Linked DNA regions of Homo sapiens: region 1 is linked to region 2. A link is an interaction called in ENCODE POLR2A ChIA-PET data of the cell type or tissue named here. Cell type or tissue: Panc1. All regions are shown on one strand. Links, peaks and the distances in the headings refer to the core of each region. The heading gives the core; the rest is flanking DNA.

Region 1 (4,370 bases), core at 1-4,000, 60 kb after region 2:
GGTCAGGGGCTTGAAGGGAGGGGCAGAGGCCACCAGGGGATGGCAGATGCTGCCAGTCTTATGGCATAGGTTCCTGCGTTCACCCCACCTTCCATGCTGTGCCCTCAAGGGAAGGGAGAGGCACAGCTGGAGGAGTTCAGGTTGGAAACTGGTCTGGTCCCTGGGAGCCTCTGCACATGCTTCCACTCGGGAAAATGCCAGGGGCCCTTTCCTTCCCTGATGCCACGCCCTCCCCCCTCACCCTCTCCCAAGCTTTCCTCCTCTTGATGCCTGCTCTGCTGGGCCGGCAGAGGTCAGCAGTCCAGTTCAAAAGAGGTGGGAAGGTGAGAGGTCTTGAGATTTAAGGCAAAACATGGTTCTGTGGCTCTGGGGGGCTCCAGGGAGAGAGGGAGTGGAGCTGTGGGGAAGTGTGTGGAGGCAGTGGAAGCTGGTAGCGCTGGGGCATGGAGCGGAGCTGGCAGTTTCCTTCCTGCAGAACCTCAGGTGGGAACAGAGGAGCAGAAATAAGTCTGCTTGGGGTCTGGAGAAGACTCAGAGCTCTAAGGCTGTTGATCAGAGTTGGCTTTAGTTAAGCACACTGTGCCTGCCTCTTGCAGGGGTCAGATAGCCCATTGGGGGTCTGGGATCCAGGGGCCCTGGCTTTTTATTTTGGGGGTGAATGGGAAGAGGGGAGGAGCTTCTCTCCTCACAAACCTAAATTCGTAATGGGTTCTCAGTCTGGAGAAGGGGCTGGCTTGGAGTTCTTGGACAGCCTAGGGGACAGGCGGAGCCATGCTGAGCTGGCTCACTCAGCTTTGAGAGAGCTCATTGTTAGTGTCTCCTCTCAACCTCGCCTTCAGTGACATCATGTTGATAGCTTTAAACTGGCCCCGGTGGAAGCATTTACACCTCAGGAATTGGCAGATGCTACAATCAGGGCTCCTTTCTCCTCTATGAGAGCTGGTTGTTAAACATCTGCCAGCACAGTGTGGGACAGAGTGAATTCCAAGGCCCCCCTTCTTCCTTCTTCCCCTGGGATCTCCCAGGTGGAGGGTCACAAACCCCTCAGGCTGCATGGTGGTCTCCCTGATTGGGTGCCACCATACTCTGGCTGTCCTGGAATGGAAGGACCAGTACCCGAGGGGAAGGAGTCTTAGGCTGAAGGGGTGGATGCTTGGCAAAGTGGGGGAGAGACAGTTGGGGACAGTGGAGGGAGAGCAGAACAGGGGGTCAGCAGCTTGAGAAGAAAGAACAGAGCTGTAGGAGGGGCCGTGGAGGCCTCTGGTGCCTCAGCTATGAATGCCTTCCCCAAGGGGTGAGGCTGCAGTCTGGAAAGAGGTGGAGAGGCCTCAGACTAGCTCAGCACTCTGAAGAGGCCAGAGATATCATCTTAGGGCTGACTTAGGGGGTCAGTTTTTGGCCCCTTCAGTGGCTAAGGGCTGAGCTGGGCAGGCAGAGCTGGAGGGTGCAACTTCTCTGGGAGGTGGGTATGGGAGGGCAGGGCTGTGCAGGCTGAAGATTCTTAGGAAACAGAAACAATTCCAGACTGAAAGAGGTAACAGGGACAGAGCCAAGGCAGGAGGCACCGTGGAGTGGTGAGGACTCAGGATTGGAATGGGAGAGGAGATGCAGCCCTGCTTAGCTGGGCCCCCAGGCCCAGGGCCGAGCTGGGTGGCTCTGTCACCATCTCTCTGCCCCATCAGGGTACAGAGCCCTGTGAGGGTCCTGCCTCCATTCCAGCAGAGCCCACTTTTCCAGTCTGGAACCAAATAGCTGTTGTCGGCATGGAAGTCCCAGACTCTTCTACCCTGTGGCAAATGTTGTGGTATCATGGGGAGAAAATCCTTGTAGTCTCTGCTTCCACCCCAGCCAAGACCCCATATACCAATTTCTTGGGGTCTTGGGGTGAGGATGGAGGGTGGGAGGCTGCAAGGGAGTAGGAGTGTCCAGGCCTTTTTTTTCCCAAAAGTCTTAAGTTCCTCTACCAGTCTGTAACCTTGGCAGTGCCTCAAAGGAATATGAAACCCAAAACTACCTCCTCACACTGCTTAGGACCAAAGGGAGACTTCCCAGGAGTTTCACCTGCCTTCTGGAAGTTTCTGGGTATCCAACTTGAGAGTTCATTGAAAAGGATTTTAAGCCCCTACACACTTCCAGTTCTGTCTGGGCCACTGAGACAAGTATCCAAAGGTCTCATCTCCCCTTTTCTGAGCTGGGAAATCCCCGAGATCCAGGCGGCTGGTGGGGAGACTAGGAAGCACCAAAGGTGAGAGAGCTGAGGGTTCAGTCTGTCCCTGGGAGGGTTCCTGGTGCACAGCTCCTTTTGGTAGAAGTGGTGCAGAAATGGAGAGGTTGGCAAGGCCCAAGAGAGGTAACTCAGTCCTCCCCCTTGTAACACAGTTCTGTTCTCTCTGGCCACCCTTTGCCTTGCACAAGGGAGGGAGAAAGGAAGCATAGGCTGGCATGGCATTGCCATGGCAGCTGTCACAATAGTGATGAGAAGAAGGTGACATGCAGCAGTCCTTGCTCATGCATGACTTGAGCATGCTGATGACACGGGAGATCTCAGGCAGACCAACCACAGCTCTTGCCCCAGGAGAAGAGAAAGGCAGCTTGGCCAATGTGGCACAGTGGCTCCCAGGGCCATGAAGGAACCACAAAGGTCCCATGCCCATGACCACACTGAGAAGATCCGTGGCTGTCATCTGGAATGAGAACCAATTACTCCCACCCCATAGCTTCCTTCAAGACAAGTGCTCAGAATCAGCCCTGTCCTCTTAGTCTGAACCATACACCAACCTCGGTGGTGGCATCAGTAGATCTGGAAGCCCTGGAGAAAGTCAGATCAGCCAGTGCTCCAGAAAAGGGTTTTCAAGGAGGAGAGCAAGAAAAAGAGTGGGAATCAGTGGGGCAGAATTTTCAGTTGTGGCCCCTGAAATGGCTCTCCAGATGAACCTCGGGGGCCCCAGCCAGGGCCTGGAGCCTGTTGTTAGGAGGGAAAGGTGAGGGAGGAGGAGGGGGTGCAGCAGTTAGTAACATTAGCTGAAGCCAAGACGGCCGTACCAATCTCACACAGGTCCCCTTCGTAGCTGGGAAGGCATAAGCATGTGAAAGAGTCGATGGCATCCACGCAGGTGGCTCCATTCAGACAAGGGCTTGAGAGGCACTCATCAATGTCTGCAAGAAACCAAGGGCCACCATTAGGACTCCTGCCGGCAACTCCAGCCTCACAAGCACTGTGGCCTCCTTTTGAGTGGCCAGTCCTGCTGCTCTCCAGACCCCTGGGAGGGAACTGGCTGGTTTTCCTGAGAACTGTTGCTGCTGCTGCTGCTGCTGCTGCCATCTTGGAGTGCTGAAGCAAAGATCCAGACAAGGGTTTTCTTGGGCGTGTGTGATTCTTGATTGGTAAACTTGGAGCACTGGAGCCAGATTTCCCAGTGGTTTGAAGAGATCTGATAGGTCTAAAGCCAAATGTCTTTTCTGACGGGGAACATAGAGTTCCTCCAAGATGCCTTCTCTTGTGAATATTTTGAGAGACCATGGATTCTGAAGTGGTTATGAACGTGGTGGTGAGCAAGGAAACTGAAGTCAAGTTCCTGAAGCTTGGTTAGAGGTCTTTCTTTTCCTGGCTTCCTTTGTAGTTATGACCCAGAGAAAGAGGGCAAGGCTGTGTGGGGCTAGAATGAATGACCTCGAAATGGTCTGAAGAGTGTAGATCCATATGAAAATGGCAGCATGGGATGTTTGCGTGAGACCCATCAGAGTTCTTGGGCTGCAGACATCTTTGTCTTCAGTAGATATTATTTTAGAATCTCTTATAAAAATGAAGCCTGAATCTTTCTCTCGGGAGAGGGATGGAAACCCTGTCCAACATTTCCCCATATAATCTCCTTTCAGCTTAAGGCCCCAGAAGGTGGCTATCTCCAGGGAGACACAAGTTCTAGAGGGACTCCATCCTGGCCAGTGGGAGACAAGCGTTCGGAGCTACAGAGGTGGTTAGCAAGTGGTCGCACAACAGCACTGGCACCAGTCTGGGATACAGGCACATCCCCATCCTCTGCCTCTTTTCAGATAGGCTCTTCTCTTCTGTTCTTCTGGTCCTGAGATATCCTTTCTGATCAAACTTCTTTGTGGTACTTGAATTGGTAAGTCATTGGCCATTGCCTCAAATTTTCATGAATTAGCCAAGGTGAGAACTAAATCTCCTCATCTGGTCTTTCTGCATCTTGCTGAGAAACCAGAAGACCTGGGGGATCTCTTCTGCTTTCTTCATATTTGTACTTCAAAGGTTCCTGCTGTTTTATCCCCCAACTTGGTTTCCTCCCCTGGGAACATGATAAATGCTATTATGAAGCTCCTCTTGCCAGGAGATCAGTAAAATTCTGCAGTGA
Region 2 (4,387 bases), core at 200-4,199:
ATGTTTCCAGCCTCCCGACCCCCCAGGAGCCCCACTTGTACTTCTACATCACTAGTTTTCCACCAAGATTAACCACTATTTTGACTTCTAAACCATTGATTACTCTTGCCTGCCTCTGACCTTTGTATACATGGAACCACAGAACATGTCCTCTTTTGTGTCTGGTTTCTTTTGCTCAACATTCTGTTTATTGAGGTAATGGTAAACAAAGTGGATTTGATTGTATATGCGAAACAAAAACAAAACAAAACAAAACACATAAAATCCACTGGAGGGGTACAAACATTTTGGAACACTGGCAGCATCTACTCAGCTAAGTATGTGTGTGCTTTATGATTCAGCAATTCCTAGGTAACCACTCAACAGATATGTAGGCATATGCTCACCAAAAGACATGTACAAGAATGTTACAGGCCTAGGCTAGAAATAACCAGATAGGCGTTATTATTACTCCATGTTACAGGTTAGGAAACTGAGGCTCAGGCAGAGATTGAGGAACTTGCCTAAGATCACCTACTTGGTATATGGCAAAACCAGCCTTCAAACCCAGGCTGACAAAGTCCTGCCAGGGCTGGCCCTTGTCTGACTCCATGCCTCTTGGGTTCTACTCTCCTGCCCTCATTCTCTTGATCAATCAGCCAGGCTTGTGCCTTTCTCAAGGCGTTTTTTTGTTTTTATTTTTATTTTTTATTTTTTTGAGACGGAGTTTTGCTCTGTTGCCCAGGCTGGAGTGCAGTGGCACTATCTCGGCTCATGGCAACCTCTGCCTCCTGGGTTCAAGCAAGCATGTCTGGTTAATTTTTGTAGTTTTAGTAGAGACAGGATTTCACCATGTTGGCCAGGCTGGTCTCGAACTCCTGACCTCAAATGATCTACCTGCCTCAGCTTCCCAAAGTGCTGGGATTACAGGCATGAGCCACTGCACCCGGCCGCATCTTTCTATATTCCTTTTTATTTGGGTAATTTTCTTTCAGCATATTTGTCCAAAGCTGAATACTTGTGTAACTGCCCAAGAGGTTCACCTTGCCCACTGCCTAGACAGAGCCAATTCATCAAGAAAGGGGAATTGCAATAGCTAAAGAGTAATTCCTGCAGAGCCAGCTGTGCTGGAGACCGGAGTTTTATTATCACTCAAATCAGTCTTCCCAAGCATTCAGGGAACAGTGTTTTTAAGGATAACTTGGTGGGTGGGGGGATGCCAGTGAACCAGGAATGCTGATTGGCCAGGGATGAAATCATAGGGAGTTGTGGCTGTCTTCTTGTGCTGAGTCAGTTCCTGGGTGGGAGCCAGAAGATCAGATGAGCCAGTTTATTGATCTGGGTGGTGCCAGCTGATCCATCCAGTGCAGGGTCTGCAAAATATCTCAAGCACTGATCTTAGGAGCAGTTTAGGGAGGGTCAGAATCTTGTAGCCTCCAGCTGCATGACTCCTTAACCATAATTTCAAATCTTGTGGCTAATGTTAATCCTACAAAGGCAATCTAGTCCCAGGCAAGAATGAGGTCTGCTTTGGGAAAGGGCTGTTACTGTCTTTGCTTAAACTATAAACTAAGTTTCTCCCAAAGTTAGTTCAGCCTATGCCCAGGAACGAACAAGGACAGCCTGGAGGTTAGAAGTAAGATGGAGTCAGTGAAGTTAGATCTCTTCCACTGTCTCAGTCATAATTTTGCAAAGGTGGTTTCCATCCCTCCCTTTGGTTTTATAACACCTTAATCTTAAGGTGTAGGCTATGAAGATGGGAAAAGGCCGTTGATCACTCTGGCTTCTTTCTGCTGACAGGGAATGTAGTGGGAATGGGAGTGAACCCCAAGGTGAGAAGAATGGAACTACTTTGCAATTGTCTGAGTATACTCATGCAGGCCTGGTTGAGCTTCTGAGGCTTGCGTGGCAAAAACATTAGTACTCTCATCTATAGTTTTACTACAGTGTTTAAGTGAACAGCCTACTGTAAGGTAAATAATAAGTCCTAGGATGAAGAGTACAATTCTAAATTTTAAAAGCAAAGATTTGAAAACGTTAGTTTGGGGACTTCTAACCCATAAAGAATTTAGAATTTAGTCTAAACTGCAGGAAAAACCTCAAGAACAGCTAACAGTGTACTATAGTTTTTCTTCTGAAGCATAATTTTTCTCTCTCCAGTCCCCATTTTTATTAAAAACCTATTATGATGGAACTGATTTGTTTATAAAATAAACTTTAGCCTTACTGTACTCAGCCTGATTATTTACATAAAGTGAAGCAAAAATAATTATTTTCCACTTAGGCTTTTAAAAATTGGCTTTAATAGAACTCTGTTCCATGAGGAATCTCAGATAAGACTTTTTAATAGCCGAGCCCAGCCATGGGTTTGTACCCTCAAATACCTATGAGTTGGGCAAATTCCTCTCCTCTTGGGGTCCCAAGGTAACTTGGGGTTCCTGGGCCAGTTAGAAAGTGACATTCTTTACTTATCACAGGTCAGGAACCCTGCACAGGGACTCTATTGTGGACAGGGCATGAGGCCAGATGCCCTAATGGGCTTTAATTGGCTTTATAAGTCAACTTTGATTCCTTAAAAGAAGCATGCCATTCCAGTCAAAGCCTTCATAAAATAACCAATTTCTCCAATTGTGTCCTGTTACAAAAGAAAACAGATTCTTATTGCACTTATGCAATTAACTATGCTGCCATAAATTGAGAATACTCACAAATAGTTTCCAAATTCTGGAGAAATAAAGTAGAGAGGAATAAATATGCTCCAAATTTTGTTCACAGGAGTATATTTTACTCAGTTGTTGAAAGTTGCAAATAGCTCTAAAGAAATAAGTTCTCTTGACTCTGAAAACAAAAGGTTTAGCAATATTTAACACATTAGCTCTCCCTGAGAGTCCTAGAAGTTTGTTTTCTTCCTCTATTCCAATAGCACAATTTTTAAACTTATCTGAGACCTGCACTGAGAGTCCTATATCTGATTATAAACTGTGTTTTGAAAAGGACTAAAGTAGGCTCGGTGCGGTGGCTCATGCCTGTAATCCCAGCACTTTGGGAGGCTGAGGAATGTGGATCATGATTTCTGGAGTTCAAGACCAGCATGGCCAAGATGGTGAAACCCCGTCTCTACTAAATATACAAAAAATTAGCCAGGCTTGGTAGCGGGCATCTGTAATCCCAGCTACTTGGGAGGCTGAGGCAGAGAATTGCTTGAACCCGGGAGGCGGAGGTTGCAGCGTGCCAAGATTGCACCACTGCCTTCCAGCCTGGGCGACAGAGTGAGACTCTGTCTCAAAAAAAAAAAAAAAAAAAAAAAAAAGAAGTAAAGAAGAGGACCAAAGTAAGACAAAAGATCTGTGGATGACAAAAGTCTATAGCCACTATTAAAGCTACAATTGACTAGGAATTTTGGTTACTTCTGTGGCATACAACAATTTTACATAACAATTATAATTATTGATAATGTATGCTAAATTATCTCAACATTATAGAAGTTTCCCATAATTTTGGAACACATACCAATAACATATTTAAACAAACACAGTCCAAAGAAAACGAAACACCATTCACTCTTCTATTTGAAGGGTTTTTTTCTATTCTAATGTCACAATCTCCCAGAGTTATTCATCAGAAATCTGCATTTAGGAGCACCTGTTAAATTTTACAGTTGACTATAAAATCATCTTTTAAAGAGGACCAAAGTGAGATAACAATTGTCTGGGATGACAAAAACATTTTAGGGCACCACAGTTAAAGGCAAAATTGACAAGGAAATTTACCTCTGTGGCACACAGTCATTTAACATAATAATTATAATTATTACTGATAAAACATACTAAGTCATATTTGAGTTACAGCAGTTTTACATAATTTTGGAACATATACCAACAACACATTTACACAAATATAGACCAAAGAAAGCCAAACACCATTTCATATTTGACAATGCTTCCTGTATGATTTTTGTACCAAATAAGCCAAATGTCATTTTTGGACTTTAGAGGACCTAATATCTAAAATACTGGGCTACAAAGAGACATAATCTATAATTTGATTTTGGAAAGTTTGTTAAATATCAAAGGCTTAAAACACTGGATATCACAAAAGAGAATCCCAGGTCACTATAAGTTATTCATTTGCCCAAAATGATAACTCCAAAAAGAAGTTTTAAAAAGAAAGCCTTTACTCTGAGAGAGGAGACTTAGCTTTCCAAACAAGACCCAATAAAGATAGTATGAGGCTAACTAAATTTGTCTCTTCTCTCTTTTCCCTTTTTTCCCTGCCATTTACCCAAAGGAGAAAACAAAACCATTTCATTATCTTTTATCATTACATAAAAATCATTTTCAAAAGAGAAAACCAAATTTCATGTTTGCTTTAGTGCATCTTTAATGTTAAGGCTAGTTTCCTAAATAAA

What was found. ChIA-PET counts read pairs that join two places held together with the same protein. Peaks named below come from ENCODE experiments on the same cell type or tissue, not always from the same donor. Only the 100,000 strongest peaks of a DNase experiment are listed, where the experiment ranks them.
Region 1: POLR2A ChIA-PET joins it to region 2 with 11 read pairs; 2 of 35 experiments call an interaction of 5 or more read pairs at or near these places.

The regions. Positions count from the first base shown.
Region 1 is chr15:88,867,002-88,871,371 of GRCh38, reverse strand. ACAN (aggrecan) reads right to left here. Exons shown (of 19, transcript NM_001369268.1): 14 at 3,043-3,156. Among named protein-coding and RNA genes, the nearest start is that of HAPLN3, 26 kb to the left of the region's middle. In Panc1, for the core only: no CTCF peak of the experiment used is centred there; no DNase peak of the experiment used is centred there.
Region 2 is chr15:88,926,743-88,931,129 of GRCh38, reverse strand. No RefSeq gene overlaps it. Among named protein-coding and RNA genes, the nearest start is that of MFGE8, 16 kb to the right of the region's middle. In Panc1, for the core only: no CTCF peak of the experiment used is centred there; no DNase peak of the experiment used is centred there; H3K27ac peaks cover 2,026 bases.